Regions from separate parts of the Homo sapiens genome. Here region 2 is linked to region 1. Evidence: read pairs that join two places in POLR2A ChIA-PET (ENCODE). Cell type or tissue: Panc1. All regions are shown on one strand. Each heading gives the region's core, and the rest is flanking DNA. Links, peaks and the distances in the headings are about the cores only.

What was found. ChIA-PET counts read pairs that join two places held together with the same protein. Peaks named below come from ENCODE experiments on the same cell type or tissue, not always from the same donor. Only the 100,000 strongest peaks of a DNase experiment are listed, where the experiment ranks them.
Region 2: POLR2A ChIA-PET joins it to region 1 with 12 read pairs; 2 of 35 experiments call an interaction of 5 or more read pairs at or near these places.

The regions. Positions count from the first base shown.
Region 1 is chr7:29,619,680-29,632,171 of GRCh38, reverse strand. It overlaps the pseudogene TMSB4XP3. Among named protein-coding and RNA genes, the nearest start is that of MIR550A3, 55 kb to the left of the region's middle. RefSeq lists a silencer at 9,345-9,639. In Panc1, for the core only: no CTCF peak of the experiment used is centred there; DNase peaks (open chromatin) are centred at 9,401 and 9,904.
Region 2 is chr7:29,944,110-29,952,109 of GRCh38, reverse strand. SCRN1 (secernin 1) reads left to right here. Exons shown (of 8, transcript NM_014766.5): 4 at 7,931-8,000. Among named protein-coding and RNA genes, the nearest start is that of FKBP14-AS1, 41 kb to the left of the region's middle. In Panc1, for the core only: a CTCF peak has its summit at 5,060 (motif pointing left); no DNase peak of the experiment used is centred there.

The DNA of each region.
Region 1 (12,492 bases), core at 4,493-12,492:
CTGGAGTGCAGTGGCGCGATCTGGGCTCACTGCAATCTCCGCCTCCCGGATTCACTCCATTCTCCTGCCTCAGCTTCCTGAGTAGCTGGGACTACAGGCGCCCACGCCAGGCTAATTTTTTGCATTTTTAGTAGAGACGGGGTTTCACCGTGTTAGCCAGGATGGTATCGATCTCCTGACCTCGTGATCTGCCTGCCTCGGCCTCCCAAAGTGCTGGGATTACAGGCGTGAGCCACCGCGCCCGGCAACACTCAATTTCTTTAGAAAAAGTTGTAAGAAAAAAAGATGAGGAGGAGAGAGGAACCTACGGGTTAAAAGCAACTTACAAGAAATTACTAATTGCAATGTGTAAAGAGAGATTTTTGGATCTTCAGGTGAACAAAGAAAACATATGAAAAGTTTTACACATCAAACAGGAATATTTGAACATTCAGTAGATATTTGATATTAAGGGATTGTTTTTAATTTTGAGGCTACGATAATGTTGTGGGGTTTTTTTAATTTTTTTTTTTTTAACTTTTAGGCTCATGGGTACATGTGCAGGTTTGTTATACAGGTAAACTCCTGTTATGGGGGTTTGTTGTACAGACTGTTTTATCACCCAGGTACTAAGCCTAGTACCCAATAGTTATTTTTTTCTGCTCCTCTCCCTCCTCCCTACCTGAGACCTCGGGTAGGCCTCAGTGTCTGTTGTTGTTTATTTTTAAAACAGTTTTTCTCTTTCAGAGGCATGTTGAAATAACTGAATGAAATATGTCCAGATTATATATCTGAGATTTACATGAAAAGAAGCCTATGAGAGGGAGGAGTGGGTGAGGGTGTAGATTAAAAAAAATGATTGGCCATGAGTTGATAATTGTTGAAGCTGGGCAATGGGTACATAGGGAACTCGGTATTCTATTTCCTCTATTTTTGTATGCTTAAACATTTCCAAAATAAGAAGTTTTTTTAGAATGCTCAGTCCAAGATATTAATTAACAATTTAGTGCTTATTTAAAGATAGAACATCTTTTTCCCACTACAGAGTACAGTCCTTGGCTGTCTGCTTTTGGGGAGAAAGGTGTGACCATCTGTTCTGCTCCTTGCCCATCCCCACCGCCTCTCCCTTGCTGAGCGTTGCTTCCCAAGACCAAGGCCAGAGGGCGGAGGAGACATGAGGGTATTAGACCATTAGACAGCTCTCATCTACTGGGTAGCCTTGGGCTCCCACCCTGGCTGATTTTACAGCTGGCTTTTCCTGGGTTTGGTCACTTTGCTTGTGTTATGGATCAATTCTGTTCTCCCAAAAGCCTTTTTTTTTGACAGAGTCTCACTCTGTTGCCCAGGCTGGAGTGCAGTAGCATGATCTCAGCTCACTGCGACCTCTGCCTCCCAGGTTCAAGCGATTCTTCTGCCTCAGCCTCCTGAGTAGTTGGAATTACAGGCACCCACCACCATGCCTGGATAATTTTTTGTATTTTTGGTAGAGACGGGGTTCACCATGTTGGCCAGGCTGGTCTCGAACTCCTGATGTCAGGTGATCCACCTGCCTTGGCCTCTCAAAATGCTGGGATTATAGGCGCCAGCCACTGCATGCAGCCCCAAAAGACATGTTGAGCTCCTAGCCCCAGTACCTGTGAATGTGCCTTTATTTAAAGAAGAGGTCTTTGCAGGTGTAATCAAATTAAGATGAGTTCAGACTGAGTGTGGTGGCTCACACCTGTAATCCCATCACTTTGGGAGGCTGAGGCGGGCAGATCATTTGAGGTAAGGAGTTTGAAACCAGTCAGACAAACATGGTGAAACCCCATCTCTACTAAAAATTCAAAAATTACCCCATTGTGATGGTGTGAGCCTGTAATCCCAGCTACTTGGGAGGCTGAGGCAGGAGAATCGCTTGAACCTGAGAGGCGGAGGTTGCGGTGAGCCGAGATGGTGCCACTGCACTCAAATGAGGTCATACTGGATTACAATGGGCCCTAAATCCGATGACTAGTATCCTTACAAGCAGAGAAATTTGAGAACACAGAGGAGACACAGGTGAAATAAGGCCATGTGAAGACAGAGGCAGGGCTTGCATAAGCCAAGGAATGCCAAGGTTGGCAACCAAAGGAGTTAGAAGCAAGGAAAGATTATTCCCTAGAGACTTTAAATTCCCTAGAGAGCATGGCTCTGCTGACACCTTGATTTTGAACTTTGAGTCTGTAGAACTGTGAGACAAGTTTCTGTTGTTTTAAACCACCCAGTTTGTGGTACTTTCTTACAGTAGCCCTAAGAAACGAATACACTCGATCCAGACCTTCCCAGCTCTGGGGATGTCTCTTCTGCTGCACACTGTGTTATTTGGTCCCCAGGAATGCCAGCTCCAACTGCAGCTCCCAGGAGCCCAAGCAACACACACTCCTGCAACTGGGGTCCCTCACCTTTGCCTCTGGGTCCACTTGGGCAGGACTTGAGCGCCTCTCTCTCCCACATGCCTATCCCAGCCCAAGGGAAACCCTCACCCATCCCTGACTTCGCCCATGCAGAAAGAGGTGGCTTTGCTCAGTGCAGTAGCACTTTCTGACTCCCACAGAAAGCACTTAGTTGGCCCCTTTCCTCTGTTTAGATTTCCTGGGCATGAGCCAGGAAAACCCCCCTTTTATATACCTGGTTTTCACTCTCTTTACACTTGAGTGTGAATAACAGAAATTTCCCTTCCCCTGGAAGTCTCCCCTCTCATCTCTCTGACCTTTTCTTTTCTTTTCTTTTGTTTGTTTGTTTTTTGTTTTTTTGTTTGTTTGTTTTTGTTTTGAGATGGACTTTTGATCTTGTTGCCCAGGCTGGAGTGCAATGATGTGATCTCGGCTCACTGCAACCTCCGCCTCCCGGGTTCAAGCAATTCTCCTGTCTCGGCCTCCTGAGTAGCTGGGATTACAGGCGCCTGCCACCATGCCCAGCTAATTTTTTTAATTTTAGTAGAGATGGGGTTTCACTATGTTGCCCATGCTGGCCTTGAACTCCTAACCTCAGGTGATCTGCCTGTCTCTGCCTCCCAAGGTGCTGGGATTACAAGCGTGAGCCACTGCACCAGGCCCACTCTGATCTTTTCATATCCCAGGTCTATCTGAGGTGTGCGAGAGCCTAGGAATCGGTGCTGAGCAGTTCCTTTGTAAATTATTCACACGGGGTTGCCTCATAATCACTCTAGTAACTAAATTACGTGTCCCTAGAACTCAGTTAATTGTTTTGTGGGTTGTTCTCCTTTTTTGGGTTGTAAATAACATCATATCATATATACTAAAACTAACTTTTAAATCCTACAGTATGTCCTAAAGATCCTTCAATGCTTCAATGATAGTACATATCATTTTCTCTTATTCTTTTTTTTTTTTTTTTTTTTTTTTGAGGTGAGGTCTCACTCTGTTGCCCAGGCTGGAGTGCACTGGTGGGATCACAGCCCACTGTAGCCTCAAAACCCTGGGCTCGAGCGATTCTCTCACCTCAGCCTACCAAGTAGCTGGGACTACAGATGCACACCACTACACCCAACTAGTTTTTATTTTATTTTATTGTTTGTAGAGACAGGGTCTCACTGTCCTGGCCTCAAGCAATCCTCCCACCTTGACCTCCCGAAGTGCTGCGATTGCAGGTGTGAGCCACTATGCCTGGCCCTGTTTTCACATTTTAGAATTCTGCCAAATGCTCTCTAACATGGGTACCTCACCTTATATTCTCTCCCACTGGTAAACTGTTAGGGTGTTCTTTTCCTCTAGTCTCACAACTCAAGGTGTTCTTCTACTTCTCAATGTAATGTTCCAAATTGTAGTGAACTCATATCAACTAACTCGCTAGAGTGCCTACTGATGAATTTCTTCACCTTGATATTATCAGCTGATACTCAGTAGTCATTGCCTCTTCATTTTAGTGCACCTTCCAGTATGGCAGAAATTGGAAAGCTTTACAACACATAAACAAACTATATTTTGATACTTTCCTGCAGGTAAGGTTCTGGATGCAAATTAGGTCCTGACAATGAGATGCTTCATTGGAAACTGGAAGGTAGAAATGAGGTTGCAGCATTTTTCTCTTGCTCTCTTGACTGTTTTCTGATGTCAGATATAGCCAGAGGATGGAGTTCCTCACAAATCCCTGAAGTGGTCTGGTGTCCAGTCTCTCCAGATTTGTGGGTGGTAAGGGGCATTTGCTGTGGTGCCAGTGATTCCCAGATACCAGCTACTTGATCTTGGATCTTATTTGCACTAGCATTACCTTGGCCGATGATCTCGGACTCAGTCATTCCAGGGGCAATCTCTTGATATTCAAGCTCCCTGGTTGGGACAGTTGTAATAGCTTCTCTGGTGAAACAGTTCTGCAGTGTTCTGGGCATAATTCCTGGAAACCTAGCCTACAGCCTAGTTCTGCCAAGTTTATAAACATCCAATTCCCTGTATTAAATCCCATTCTGCATAAAATCCCTAGGGTTGTATATGCTTCCTGCAATTGAACCCTAACTGATACAGGCTTGCTATATGGCTTCTAATTTTACTTCTCAATTATAGGCTATGGCCCTGCTTAGCCATAATTGATGGCCTCGGCTCCCTTGTTGGTAGACCAGGAAGAGAAAGTCTTGGTATTCAGCAGAATGGATTTCCACAAAAAAGTATTTAGCTGAGCCTCAGGTACCGGAACTAACAGATGAAAGAGACAATATTGTGTTGTGAGTAAACAGAACTCCAGGCTTAAATTCTGTATCCCATGTTCTGTTTGTGACTGTGTCCCTTACCAGCAAAATGACCTTCATTAAATCCCTTACTATGTCTGGGACTGAGTCTCCTTGACTTTAAAATAAGGGGTTCCAGGCTGGGCACAGTAGATCACACCTGCAATCTCAGTGTTTTGAAAGGCTGAAACAGGTGGATCGCTTGAGGTCAGGAGTTCGAAGCTACAGTGAGCTATGATCTCGCCACTGCACTCCAGCCTGGGAAACAGAGCAAGACTCTGTCTCTAAAAAATAAACTAAAATAAAATAAGGGATTTCAGATGACTTTTAAGGTCGATTTTAGCTCAAAGATTCTATGGTCCTATGAAATCATTATTACAAACCTAAGCACAAAATGGTTAAATGTTAAATAATGTCATGGTTCACTAAACCCTAAAACCCTGGCAAATGACAGGTCTGCTCCTCTTCCTCCTTGCTTTGCCAGTCCGTCTTGAGGCGTTAAGGTTTCTCCTGTTCTGTCTGCTTGCTTTTGTTCCATCTTCCATTAATAGTAAATTGACATAAAATTGCAGTTCCAGAGAAGTAGAGGTGTTGCTATGGAAACAGCCTTGATTCATTGATGTAAACATTAAGCTGTGGATGCTTATTCCTGAGGTGCTGGCAAAAAGAAAAAAACACAAAATAAATGTTATAGTAAGAATGACATTTTGTTTTCAGAGAAGGTGGACCACACTCTAAAGGCTTGCTCTGAAGGTATATGTAGCACATTCTTACCAGGATTCAGATCTACCCCAGGTGTAATGATGCTCCCTGACTCACAGTGTCTGATGTGACGCAGGAAGACTGAAATGTGGTATTAGTCCGGTCCCCCTGCACTTGTGTTACAAGGAAATCCCAGAACTCATCATGATGAACATAAAATAAAAATACCTCCGCTTTAGGCTTATTGATTGTGGCTCAAAATTGTCCCCTTTTGGGGCTTAATGAAATTTCATTTTTTCCCTCCAAACTGAATATCTCATTTACTTTCAGAAAGAAAATTTCCTAATTTTGGCCCTTTCTTTTTTCTTTGAGGGAGAGTGTTTAAAACTGTTTGTTTTTTAAACAAACATTGTGCATTCCTATAATTAAAATCATTTTAAACACAAAAAAATAATGGCACTCTGACTAAATGGCATTTAGTAGCCAGCAGGACACCTTGGGCCAGGTTGGTTTTACTCTAGATTTCATTGTCATCCCACCCCACTTCTTCCTTCACCAACATGCAAGCTCTTTTCCTGCCATGACAGCCAGATAGGCAGAAGGGAGAGGCAGGTGCGGCCCTCATCATCAGTGGTTCTCAATTCCTTGATGTGAACAGGACAGCACAGGCATTAAGCTTGATCTAGCCTCTTTGCATTGTACAAAGTTAAACAGCTAAGCAAAGTAAAATACGAAGGCAATACCTGTGGAATGCATACTGCACGTTGGCGTGCTTGCCTCATTGCAATTTGCCTGCTTGTTTCTATTCTGTCATTTCTTTGGAAGGCAGCAGATTTTTCTCTTGCGTTTCTGTATTCTTCAATTTCAACTTACTGAATTTCTTGATCTCAGCCACGTCAGGTTTGTCAGGCATAGAGGAAGTGGAGTGAGGCACGAGAGTAAATGGAATCTTGGCCTTTTCTGTTTCCCTCTCTCCCTTCCCCTTCCCCTTCTCCTTCCCCTTTCCCTCCCCTTCCCTCCCTCCCTCCCTTCCTTCCTTCCTTCTTTCCTTCTTCCTCTCTCCTTCCCTGCCTCCCACCCTTCTTCCTTCCTTCCTTTTCCTTCCTTCCTCTCTCTCTTCTTTCTTTCTTTTGTTCCTTAGCTTTATTGAAGTATAATGTATATACAATAAAATCCACTCACTTTAAGAGTACTGTTTGGTGAATTTTGATGATTGTATGCAGTATTTAACCTCCACCAACATTGAGAAACAGAATGGTTTCATCATCCTAAAAAGAACCCTCTTGTCCCTTTGCAATTGATACCCTTCACCCTCATCCCTAGTCCCAGATAACCACATATCTGATTTCTGTCACTATGGTTTTACCTTTAGTAGAATTTCATGTAAATGGAATCACACAGTATGTAATCTTCGTGTTTCACTTCTTTCACTTAAAATTAATGTCTTTGATATTCATCCATATTGTATAAATGATTCCATTCTTTTTTCTTGCTATATGATATTCTGTAATATGGATACACCACAATTTGTTTATTCACTCACCAGTTGATAGAAATTTGGCTTGTTAGCAGTTTTTGGCTATTGTAAATAATGCTGCTACATACAAGTCTTTGTATGGGCATGTGTGTTGTTTCTCTTGAGTAACTACCTTGAAGTTGGATTGTTGGGTTGTATGGTAAGTGCATAAAGTTTCATAGTTGTCTAAGAATCTGCCATGCTGTTTCCAAAGTGGCTGTACCAATTTGCATTCCCACCTGCAATGTATGAGGGTTCCAGTTGCTTCACAGCCTTGCCAACACTGGGTATGTTCTCCCAATTTCTGTACTAATTTCTTGGTAGACTAGCACCAATCTGTAGACCATACTTCATGCAGGACTACTCCAACCCATTCATAGGAATATGTCCACGGTCCTAAATATCATGGAATAAAGAACTAGGCATTCTGGTTATTGCTGACCAGAACAACATGTTCTAATGCAATACTCCCCCCAGCTCAAGAAAATAAATATAATACAAGTTTAGCTTTGTAGTTTTTTTATGGATTCTACTTCAATAAACACTGGGGTATACATCTGTTTGAAAAGCACTTTGAGTTTTCTTTCTTAAATAATAGAAAAGAAATGTAATATCTGTTTTTAAAAAATGAATACAAATCTAGCTCTGACATACCTTGTGCCATTGATAGCATGTCCATTGGCATCGTTTCTGGCCTCTTTAGCAGTGCCTGGATTGAGCTTGGTTGAGCCAGCCTATAATGGGTAGACACACAGCCAGGCTCAGGAGCAGAGGCAGTGACACATGTATTGGATGGGGTGGATGGAGTCAAGGAGATGCATCTTAAGCTAGAGTAGGAAAAAAAGACCAAGTTGAACACTAATTAGGAGCCATGGAGAATGGAACATACTGCCGGAGGGAACAGCTGCAGCAACTTTTCTAACTCAGGTAAGTTTCTCAAAATTTGGTGATAGGAAGGAAGAAAAACCATTGATCTGAGATGTCAGGATAGCCTGTTAGCTTTTCAATTTTCTGCCCCTTTAGAGACACACTTGAGTCACTGCCCAGCCAGATGAATAAAGTGCCACACAATTATGTGTGTAGATTAAAATCTGGATGCAACAGCCCCGAGGGCAGGCTGACTCAGCTGCTTATTTGTGACTAGAGAGCACATTAGAATAGAATATTCAGAAATGCACAAAACACACTTATCTCTAATCACTTATAGATGGTAGGTTGGATCTGAGTGGGGTTATTTTGCTGAATGGTACAGAAGAAGTTCTATTGAAAGATTAATTCTGCTGGGCGTGTTGGCTCACACCTGTAATGCTAGACTTGGGGAGGCCGAGGTGGGTGGATCACCTGAGGTCAGGAGTTTGAGACCAGCCTGGCCAACATGGTGAAACCCCATCTCTACTAAAAATACAAAAATTAGCCAGCAGGTGCCTGTAATCCCAGCTACTCGGGAGGCGGAGGCAGGAGAATCGGTTGATCCCAGGAGGCAGAGGTTGCAGTGAGCCGAGATCGCACCATTGCACTCCAGTCTGTGCGACATAGCGAGACTCTGTCTCCAAAAAAAAAAAAAAAAAAAAAGATTAATTCACTAAGGAGAAATTGCACTATACTCTGAATAAAAGTAGCCATAAGGTGTGGGAGATCCTGTTGAAATAACACTGCCACCTTGCTAGTGGGTTTTTTTCAGCAACATATTCTGGAATGGGATACAGTTATTGCAGACACATGAAGACCTGCATTAGAACAGGACACACATTTTTTCACGAAAAATAAGTTTTGGGAAAGTTTATGTTGAAGAGTTATTTTGGATAAGACAGGGCTACAAAAAGTAAAGTATTATCATTTAGAATTTTGAAACTCTTCTCTTTTCCCCTTCGGTATAATTAGCTTTAAGTGCATTTACAGTGGCTACAATAATTAAAATGTACTTATCTTTTTTGGGAGGCCGAGGCCGGTGGATCAGTTGAGGTCAGGAGTTTGAGACCAGCCTGACCAACATGGTGAAACCCCGCCTCTACTAAAAGTACAAAAATTAGCCAGGTATGGTGGCAGATACCTGTAGTCCCAGCTACTCGGAAAGGGCTGAGGCAGGAGAATCGCTTGAACCCGGGAAGCAGAGGTTGGAGTCAGCCGAGGTCGTGCCATTGCACTACAGCCTGGGCAACAGAGGGAGACACTGTCTCAAAAAAAAAAAAAAAAAAAAAAAGGACTTATCTTTAAGGCATAAAATACCAGTTAAAAATATCCAAGTTTATGAATAGGGAAGCAAAGCATTGTCAGATGCTTTATATAGTTTATATACATTACAATTTATTGTATACTCATTGCATCAGCAAGTATGAGGTCCTCTCTAAAGGACTGATTTAAATGTAGTAAATCATTTAAGTATGAAAGTAATTAGTGGACATCTGCGTTACAGGGGCTGGGCTGCTAGGCAGAGAGATGCCTGACTCACCTCCCTGCTCCTCAACATGCATGCTTTCCAAAATGATTCATGAAAGCCTTTCATAGAATCGGCTGCCAATTGCAACTCCCAGGCAGGAAACACATTAGTCAACTATCTGTCACACACCAGGAGAAGTGTTATTAGCCTGTGTCTAAGGGGCTCCTGTCCCAGGTTGAAGAAGAGGTTTCCATGTATCCCGAGACCCCAGAGATTTGGAGCCTTCGTTGTTGAGCAACTGTCGGTTATCTCTCCACTGCACAGGGACAGCTCTAGGAGGTAGCCCTGGTTGTTTCACCCCAAATTAATACCTGCCTCTCTGCTTCTGCTACAGGGCTGCAATGGACTGCAATGCACTGCAATGCACTTGGAGGAGGACGGGGTTGATCAGGAGCTCACTGCAGCCAGGAACAGGAAGGTAATACAGGTGCAAAACCAGGAAAGGTGTGGGGACTAGTTGTCGCCGGAGGTTTTAGTTTTTCTAGATGCTTTTTCTAACAGGCAATTAACTATAAACTGCTTCAAATTATTCTTGAAAAACCCTCTAACTGGCCCAACAATTAGGTACCAGGCCTTAGTAGATATAATAATTTAGTATCTTAATAGGTGGTTAACCATTTGGGAGAAAATAATTTAGATCTTCATCCCATATCATACATCAGCATAAATTCCAAACAAACTAAAGAATTAGATGTAAATGATTAAGCTATAAAATAAGGAAGAATAAGTAGCTGACTGGGTTTGGGATGGGGAAAGGACTTTCCAGGCATACAAATCAATACAATATTACAAAAGAAAAATTTGTAATAGATTTGGCTGCATAAAACATTTATTACATCCGTATATATATATTTTAAAACCACAACCAATAGAATAAAAATAAAGAATATAAAAATGAGTAAATATTTATAAATATTTGTAGAAGTGAGTTCATGGCCTTATTATAGAAAGATTCCCTTCCCTCAGTTTAAATTTAAATTAACAAAGCCTAGGAAAACATAATTCATAAATTTAATATTTTATGAAAATAGCAAATAACATTAAGATGTCCAGCCTCTCTAGGAACTAAAAAAATCTAAATGAAAACAAGATTGTTTCTTTTTAATTATCAAAGAGCAATGATATTTTTAGAACAATAATACACAAATATAACTAGATAAAGACCCTGTAGTTATTAGGTAGGGAAATTTGGCCATATTTCTTTAAATTTATTTTACTTTAGTAAATTTTTATCTATATCCTAATGAACTAGTCAAACATTCAAGAATTTATATATAAAATATTCATCCATTAATTTATCAAAAGTTTGAATTGACCCAAACCCCCAACATAAGAGAAATCGTATATAAACTACAGCACAGACACATATAAAATACAGTTTTTAACTATTTATTTTTAATTTAATTATTTAATTTTAAATTTCTGTTTTTAAATGTTAATAGTTATTTGAAATGATAATTAAATGATGTGAGCAATGTTCAGTGCACTTTGTGGAGCATCATAAATACTTTATTTCACAATGAAAAGAGTTCCTTATGTTTTTGATAATAAAATTAGAATGTAAAAGTAAAATTTAAAAAGTAATACAGAAAGCTCAAAGGAAAAAGTAAAAATTAACCAAAACATCATCTCTAAGTGATAAAAGATGTTAAATTATTGAATAGCCTTTTGTATAGTTTTCTGTGCATATATGTAGACACACAATCTCATGTACAAATTTACAAAGTATTATTTTTATGAACTAGAGCATACTTATCCTGAATTTAACTAATTTCCTTTCCTTCAAGATATTTATTTATATCTTTTAATGTGAAAATTATACATCCTCATCATCATTTGTAATGACTGCACAGTATTCTATTGTATATTTGTTCTAAAATTCAGTTAACTAGCTTTCCACTGATGGATATATTTAGTAAGTAAACAGGACCAGGGCAATGCAGCTGGACAGAGAGCTCAGTTTTAAGAGAGAGTCTCTGTTCCCCTGCTAATCTCTTTTCTAAAGCTGCAAATACAACGACAATCTTGTTTGTAGCTAATAAGCTCTAAGCACACAAGGACCAGGCACGCAAACATGTTCCATACCACCTGTGCAAGACATTGTCTGACCCCATCAACTGTAAGCTCCTGGCAACCCTTTAAGAAACAGGATTCAAGCTGCAAGGGTGAGGGGAGTCTTGATCCTTTGGGAAGCTGAGTTTTTCTGGTTCCAGTCCACCCATTCCAGGCAACCTGAGCACATAGTCATTGACTGAATAATCCTGCCCATCCCTCTCCCCAAGAACATTGTCCTGAAGACTCACTCAGAGGAAGATCACACCTCTAATAAAAACCTGCTTTTGGAAAAATTTAAAATGTTAGCTACTGAAAGGCACTCCTGGGGCTAGAGGGGGAGCTTGTCTTGTTTCTTCCTTTTCAATCTGGTGTTACTTTACAATAAACTCATTGGTCTATTCCATGGGCTTGGCTCAGCCTTCCTTGCAAATTACTTCCTGCAAAATCCTACTTTGCATATTCGAAGCTTATCCTTAACTCTTCCCTGTTGCACTTCTGCTATGACAATCCTAATTCTTCCCAGTCCCTGCCCACAATTCCTACCTAACTAGGGAAAACGTGGCATAATGCAGAAACACACAAAGCAAAGCACATGAATATTTTCCAAAATGTTTTTCTTATGGCATCCACACTTAAGTTCACATCCTTCAAAAAATAAATTTGTAACGTGTTTTTAAGCGATTGGTATTGTTAACACCAAGTATGAGATCCCATTTTCAGAGGTGTTTGAACCACAGCAACTCCATCTTGAATAAGGGCTGGGTAAAAATGATGCTGAGACCTACTGGGCTGCATTACCGGATGGTTAAGACATTCTAAGTCACAGGATGATACAGGAGTTCAGCACAACATACAGGTCATAAAGAGCTTGCTGATGAAACAGGGTGCAGTAAAGAAGCCAGCTAAAACCCACCCAAACCAAGATGGCGACAAGAGTGATCTCTGGTCGTCCTCACTGCTACACTCCCACCAGTGCCATGACAGTTTACAAATGCCATGGCAACATCAGAAAGTTGCCCTATATGGTCTGAAAAGGGGAGGCATGAATAATCCACCCCTTGTTTAGCATATCATCAAGAAATAACCATAAAAATGGGCAAC
Region 2 (8,000 bases), core at 1-8,000, 320 kb before region 1:
CTTAATTTGGGGCTCAGTGCCTCCCTAGGTATTGCTGTGTGAGGAACCACTACTTTCTCTGGCCTTGCTTGCACTCTGTGTCTAGTGCCAGTTCCTCCCTGGACAGCTTCTATGAGAGCAGGCTATGTCCATTTCACATGCTCTTTCAAGGGCCTGCTAGACTGTGGTTGATTATTCAATGAATACAGTAGTTGCCCCTATACTTATCCTGGTACTTTGCACTTTCCAGCAGCATGTGAAATCCAACCTCAGTTCAAAGAGACATAAGGGAATGACAGTAGCAATGTAATAGGCACTGATTTTAAGATAAAGGTATAATTTGTGTATGTTTCCTAGAGGCTTGTGGGAATGTAAGCATTAGGCAATATTGTTTTTATAATGCGTTTTCAGTGACATTTATCTCAAAGCTAAGCTTCATCTGTTATTTTTGATTCACTGTTCTCTGACCACTAGTCCCTTTCTCCTGAGGAAGAGGCATATAAAGACACGTACACATTTTTGCATGTTTCATGAAGTTGGTTCCAAGTAATGAGTAGCCAATAGAAGCTAACATAAAAGTGGGAATTTGGCCAGGTGCAGTGGCTCATGCCTGTAATCCCAGTGTCACACGATCCTTACGGTGTTGCTTTTCCAGCCGGAAACCTCTGTGGCTGGTGGCACCTTTGCCTGAGTTTTGGTCGGGCTGCTGGGCTTGTTCCACCACTTGGCCCTGCACACTGTACTCAGCTTATGCTACTGGCCTGGATCCCATGCCTTCCAAGCACAAGCCAGGCGCAGAGAGGAAAGGGGTGTGTGAGCAAGCATGGGGTCCAGCCACTGCACACAGCCAGGTGTGCCAGCTGTGGCGGGATGGGCAGCTCTAGGCGTTGGCACAGGCACTAGCTCTGTGCGAGGCTGCAGCTGGACCAGGCGTACTGCAAATGGCTTCCACTGCAGTCACCAAGAAACGTGGTGCCTGGAAGCTTGGAAATGCCAGGAACTGCAGAGCCCCAAAGAGAGTGTCACAGTCCTGGCTCAGGGAGCCCCTAGGTCTGGACTCCCCAAAGGGCTGCAGCTCTTCTCTCCTTTTCATCACCTGCAATTTTGCAAATGGTGGGGGCTGGGGGTGTGCTTCAGCACTGTTTGTGTTATAGCTCTTTCAGTCCCACCATTTGGCGGGTCCCAAGCTCTTGTCCCATGTTCAGGAAGAGTGAGATACATGGACAGCTGGAGAGTGAGCAAGGTGGTGAGGAGCTTCATTGAGTGACAGAACAGCTCTCAGGGGACCCAAAGTGGGTAGCTCCATTCTGCAGGCAGGTCATCCTGACGAGTATCCAGCTCTCAGCAGAGAGGAGACCTGTAGTGGGTAGCTCCCTTCTGCTGCAGGCAGGTCATCCCAACGAGTCAAGGAGGCCCAAACTTGGTAGCTCCTTCCTGCAGCTGGTAGTCCTAACGTCTGTGTGAGTCTGACTGAGTCTGGGGTTTTTATGGGCTCAGAAGGGAGGAAGTGTGTGCTGATCGGGTCATGGGCAAGCCTGGAAAAAGCACCATAAGTTCTCACTCTGGGCTGCGTACTCCACCCGGAACTAGCAGACCAGCCTCCGGGCTTCCGGCCATTCCTGGCTTGAAGGTGGGGTTTCACTGGGGACCTGCTCCTTTCCGCCCAGGAAACTGTCTGCCTCCTGCCATCAACGTGCCATCCATGATGTCCAGGTTTTTCATCTTGGGGGGCACTGGCAGGCCCACACTGAGCTGCCCTCAGCCCTCCCAGCCTCCCTCCTGTGCTCATTGATGCCCAAAGTCTGGAGAAGCCCGAGGCGGCAGGGGGCTGGTGTGTCAGCACCACCCTAAGCATGTGCACACCCAGCCAGGTTGCAATAGCACCTGGGCTCAGCCACAACTTTGCTCTGCACTGGAGCAGGTGCTGGGAAGCGGGAAGAGGTCAGGGAGCAGGAAGCAGGCACTTCCAAGCCTGTAGGGGCAAGGGCTTCCTGGGCTCCTGAGAGTGCAGGGATGCCCAGGTCCAGAGCAGCTGCAGCTGTGCCTGGGAGCATGGGGCTCCCACCCTGCCAACTTGGTAGGGGGTGGGGCTCCCACCAGCCTCGCAAAGCACGCAACCCAGACCCTGCCTCCCTGTTGCAGCCGGCATCTTCACAGTGGCTCCTCCAGATGGGCCACCACTGCTATCACCACTTTAGGAGGCGAGTCATGAGGATCACTTGAGCCCAGGAGTTCAAGACCAGCCTGGGCAACATGGCAAAAGCCTGTTTCTACAAAACAAATGCAAATTGTAGCTGGTTGCACTGTTGCATGCTTGTGGTCCCAACTACTTGAGAGACTGAGGCGGGAAGATTGCTGAGTCCAAGAGGTCAGGGCTGCAGTGAACCATGATTGCACTACTGCACTCCAGCCTGGGTAACAGATCGAGACCCTGTCTGAAAGAAGGAAAAAAGGGCCTGATGTGGTGGGTTATGCCCCATAATCTTAGCACTCTGGGAGGCCGAGGCAGGAGGATTGCTTGAGCCCAGGAGTTAAAGACCAGCCTGGGCAACATGGTAAAACTCTGTATCTACAAAATATACAAAATTAACCCAGTATAGTGGCCCACGCCTGTGGTCCCAGCTACTTGGGAGGCTGAGGTGGGAGGTTTGCTTGAACCCAGGTGGGGAGGTTGCAGTGAGCTGAGATCATGCCACTGCACTCCAGCCTGGGTCACAGAACGAGATCCTGTCTCAAAAAAAAAAAAAAAAGAGTGAAGGAAAGAAAGGGGAAATTACTTTCTGGTTGTTAGGGTGCCCTTTTTTTTTTTCTTTTTTTAGACGGAGTCTTGCTCTGTCACCCAGGCTGGAGTGCAGTGGCACCATCTCGGCTCACTGCAACCTCCGCCTCCTGGGTTCACGCCATTCTCCTGCCTCAGCCTCCCGAGTAGCTGGGACTATAGGCGCCTGCCACCATGCCCGGCTAATTTTTTGTATTTTTAGTAGAGACAGGATTTCACCATGTTAGCCAGGATGGTCATGATCTCCTGACCTCGTGATCCGCCTGCCTCAGCCTCCCAAAGTGCTAGGATTACAGGTGTGAGCCACCGCTCCTGTCCTAGGGTGCCACTTATAATCCAAGGTCTGTCAGACATGATAATGCCTCTGGGCCTCAACATGGATGAGAACTATGAAGCGTTTGGAACCTCTTTGTCAGAAGTATGCTGGTAAATGTTTAATAACCAGCCTGGTGGAGGGAAGGGGCAGCGCTGTTTGAGTCCTTTTTCAATTTCCATGGTGTAAATACTCCCACTGTGAGGGGTTTCAAGCTACCAACAGTTTCAGAACTGGCTCAAAATCCCTAAAATTTAACCATCTGCTCTCCAAGCTGGTAGCAGCTGGCTCCAGCAGATTGCTGCATTCTTTCAGTGTTTCTTGCCTCTTCTTCCCTTTGCATAACTACTTTATTCTTTTTTTTCCTGCATGCTGACTTTTGCTAGTCCCATTTGTGTTTAACAATGGCACTAAAACCTAGTCAATTCCAATATTTCAGAACATCTTATAATTCTGGACACATTCCATCAGACCTTCAGCATGTTAAAAATCACAAAAGTCCTTGGCAAAAGGCCAGTGTGAAAATTTGGAAAGGTCTGTAGTTTGTCTTTAGGTTGTTGGTGAATGTGAGGACTCAGGTGATTTAAAAGGAGGTTCAGTCACCATTTGTAGGCGGGAGGAACCTGTGTAATCAGAGTTACTATTTCCTGAACACTGTAGTAAGACATGCTTTGCACATATTATTTCATTTAACTCTCACAGTAACCCAATGAAGTAGGTCTCCTCCCCTTGAGAGTGAGGACACTGGAGCTTAGGAGGGTTGAAGGAGTTGCCCAAGGCCCCAGAGCTAGAAGGTGGCTAAGCCAGGGATCCCAGGGCCTGCTAGCCTCAGAGAGGCCACTCCTCTATGTAGTGGAGCACATTTTACTTCACCTGTCAATGACGCAGGAATTTCGGGACACTGAGAGATGGAGATAAGTCAAAAAGTTTCACACGCTCTTTCCCTGGATCACCTTCACATCCATCACCTGTGTTATCACTCGTCTTAGTCCATTTGGGCTGCTATAACAAACATACCATAGCCTAGGGGGTTGAAACTACACAAATTTATTTTTCACATTCCTAGAGACTGGGAAATCTGAGATCAAGGCACCGGAAGACCCAGTGTCTGGGGAGAGCCTGCTTGCTGGTTTGCAGACGGCCATCTTCCCCCGTATCCTCACATGGCAGAGAACAGAGAAAGAGGACGTGTTCTGGTGTCTCTTCTTTTAAGGGCACTAATCCCATCATGGTGCCTCCACCCCTCATGACCTCATCACCTCCCAAAGGCCCCGTGTACCATACCATCACACTGGGGATGAGGCTTAACATATGAATTTTTGGGGAAACCAGGGGGACAAGCAATCACTTCATAGCATTACCTTCCTGCTTCTAGCCCTCTGGCTGAAGGCAGGGAATTTCCAATTTCCAAAAGGTCCTGACCTCAGAAGGGCCTGGCAGACTGCTTGATTGTGGGGAGGAGGGAAGATTATTTGCACCTGAGTCCTATAAGAATACTAGGCCCACCTTTCTAAGGGGGCTGTGTTGCCTATTTTTATTACTTTTCCCAAGTCAGTGATTATATATCCATGGCAAATCTAGTTTTACCTGATTTGAGATAGAAAAGGACAGGGATCTCCTAATCCATGGAGGCACAGATGTTGAAAAGATAAGCAGAGTTTCTAAACAAACGGGCTTTAAGCAGGAGAAGTACAGGTGTGACCCATCTTTCTCAGTGAGATGTGTTAACTTTTCAGGAACGGGCAGGGTGAGCTTGACATACCTGTGAGAAGGTCATGGGCTCCCAGGGAAAGATTTTCCTATAAAACTAGGAATTGAATTCAGGAGCATCTAATTCCCAGGCCCAGAGCAAGCTGGACAAAGCACACACTTTGGAAGAATTCGAACTGCACAGAAGATAGATGTTACAGTGGAACTCTAACCTTGGCCCATTGAGTTTCTTCCCCTTCCCTGTCCTGGTCCTGCCCAGGCAGAGGGGTAGCAGCCAAAGTGAAATTAGGCATGGGGCCAGAGAGCACTGCCCTCTTCTGGAATCACATGAATCTGCCGCATGTAGGAGGTGAGACTGTTGGGAATGGCTTTAACATTGGCCTCTGGATGCCATGTGACTTGTGGCCCCAGGTCTCTCTGGCATCTCTTCTGCACCCAGTGACATGGGATTCATCTGCATTTCTCAGTTGCAGAGGGCAAGGGTGTAACCCTGGTGTTATTCACGGCCCATGTACTATGGAGCAGTTGGCCCTGTCCTCATGGCATGGTAGGAAGACCAGGTGGGAATAATCAGGTGGGACAAAGGGGTATCTCTGACCCATGGTCCTGGCACAAGGGATAGGAGGGTGAAATCAGAATTAGGTCTGTGGATAGTGCTGAGGTCCTGTTGCCAACTCTGCCAGAGGACATCAAAGTCAGCATGGGAGGGCAAGTGCAAGTCTAGGGCCTCAGTGTGGAATGCAAACAGGCAGAACATCAGAAGAGTACACTGGAAATCAAAAAAGATAAGTCACAAGCTCCGAAGACAGGGCTGTTACAGCTGGCTGTGTATTCACATGCTCCCAGCACATGTTTGCACGGGCAAGTTGGGGCCCTGCAAAGGCCCTGGGAACAGGATTCTGCCTGGAATGTCTGTATGAGGCATTGTGACCAGGGGGCTACCAGGGACCTGTGGAAGGGAGGAAGGAGGCCTTCGAGTGTGTACAACGTGGGGTTCTGAGAGGCACTCACAGCACCTTTGTTTGTTCCGGAGCCTCAAGGTAAGATGAGTGCCTGCTTCTGTTCCTTCTCTTTGGAGAAGATGACATTGACCAAAGGAAAAGTCAGCTGAATTCAGTCTTCTAGTGGGTTTGTTCTTTTATCCCTCTCCTAAGGTTTTAGGGTTCAGCTTTGTAAATCACTGCCTTGTAACCGAGTCTTGCTACATAAGCTTAAAATGAGAAATGTCAAATGAATTGTCATGTAATTATTTGACTATAAACATAAGCCTGTTATAATAATCAGCCTATAGATTAGTTGTATTAGCTTTTCTTCTCCCTGGCAGCACAGTGAAATATCCCTTTAGGAAGCATCAAATTAGATAAATTTGAATAGTTTTTACTTCTCAAGTTGAAAATTCACCAAGAACTGGCTTGTACCACCATTGTAGTAGCACCATTGCCCAGGTTCTAAGACTCCTGTGTTCCTGCCACCTGAATTATAATTTGAATGAACAGATGAATATGGACACTTCCTGAGTACATGGCATGTACCATCCTCTTTCATAACAGCCAGAGAGGGAGGTAGTATTGTTTTCAATCTGCAGATGAGAAAAATCAAGGTTTGGAAAGGTCACATTACTTAAGATCTTAATGCCAGTGAGTAGCAGAGCCATAGCTAGAAGCTGGGTCCATTTATCTCTGAGTCATATGTTTCTCTGCCACAGTGTTCTACCTCCAGAAATTTACTGACCACTTTCCTGGTCACAAGCACTAGCACTGCATATTTTCATGGATGTTATCTCATAAACCTACTCTTACAACAACTAAATGATGTGGGCGTTCATTTTATAGATGACATAAAACTGAAGTTCAAAATATATAACCTGCCCAAGGTCACACAGAGGGCAGTACTGTGCAAGAGAAAATGAGGAAGAAGCAAATGCGGGAGCCCCTGATAAACTCATCAGATCTTGTGAGTCTTATTCACTATCACGAGAATAGCACAGGAAAGACCGGACCCCCTGATTCAGTTACCTCCTTTTGGGTCCCTCCCACAACAAGTGAGAATTCTGGGAGATGTAATTTGAGATTTGGGTGGGGACACAGCCAAACCATATCAGTGCCCTCTTTAAAGGGTTTATTAATTGGAAAGGCTAGGGGGAGATGGATGTCTCACTTCAAAGGGAATACATATTCTTTTGATGACTGAAGCTGTAAGCCATACCAATAGACGTAGGCTGATAGGCAGGAGGAGAAATATGTAGAAAAGGCTGATTATGTCCCAACCAGCTGCCCATTCCTAATAAGGTCTCTGAGACAGAGACAGGACAACGTCCTCTCTGGACACAGGATAATGTCTGGCATTTGAACACTTTTAATAAGTAAGCAAAATACCTGGTGTAGAATAATAGAGATCAAGGCCAGACTTGGCCTTGGTTTCCTTTTGCCCAGGTTAGAGTCAGGAGGGAGTACATGCCACAGAGGGGTGGTTTTGTAAGGGCTAGAGCTGAGGTGGCCAGCTCTGTGGGAGACACAGTCAGAAGAGGGGAAGACACACAGGTGCCTTCCAAGAGGGAGAAGACACTGGGTTCCTGACTCTCCTGTGTCGAAGGGAAATGACCAAAGACAGAAAACACCCCTATGATTTTTTCTTTCTTTCTTTCTTTCTTTTTTTTTTTTTTTTTTGAGACAGGGTCTCACTCTGATGCCCAGACTGGAGTGTGGTGGCATGATCATGGCTCACTGCAGCCTCGACCTGCTTGGCTTAAGCGATCGTACCACCTCAGCCTTCCAAGTAGCTGAGACTGCCAGTGTGTCCCGCCATGCCTGGCTAATTAAAAAAATTTTTTTTTGAGGAAGAGGTCTCGCTATGTTGCCCAGGCTGGTCTTGAACTCCTGAGCTCAAGCAATCCTGCCACTCCCAAAGTGCTAGGATTATAGGCATGAACCACTGCACCTGGCCACCCCATATGGTTTTTTAAGCAAACATGTGAGAAGTGTGTTCTGGGATACAGTGCAGTTAATCAGTTTGCTTATTGTTCTGCAGACTTAACATGTTTACACATGTTGGCATGCTTCATAACTCGGCCTTGCCCAGTCTTTGGTTACTCTAGTAACAATCCTGTGGTATGAAATGACTGAAGTATGGTTCTGGTTTCCTTCCTGCAGGCTTGGTTTAGAAAGAGGGGAAACAGCTAAAGAAGCCTTAGATGTCATTGTCTCCTTGTTGGAAGAACAT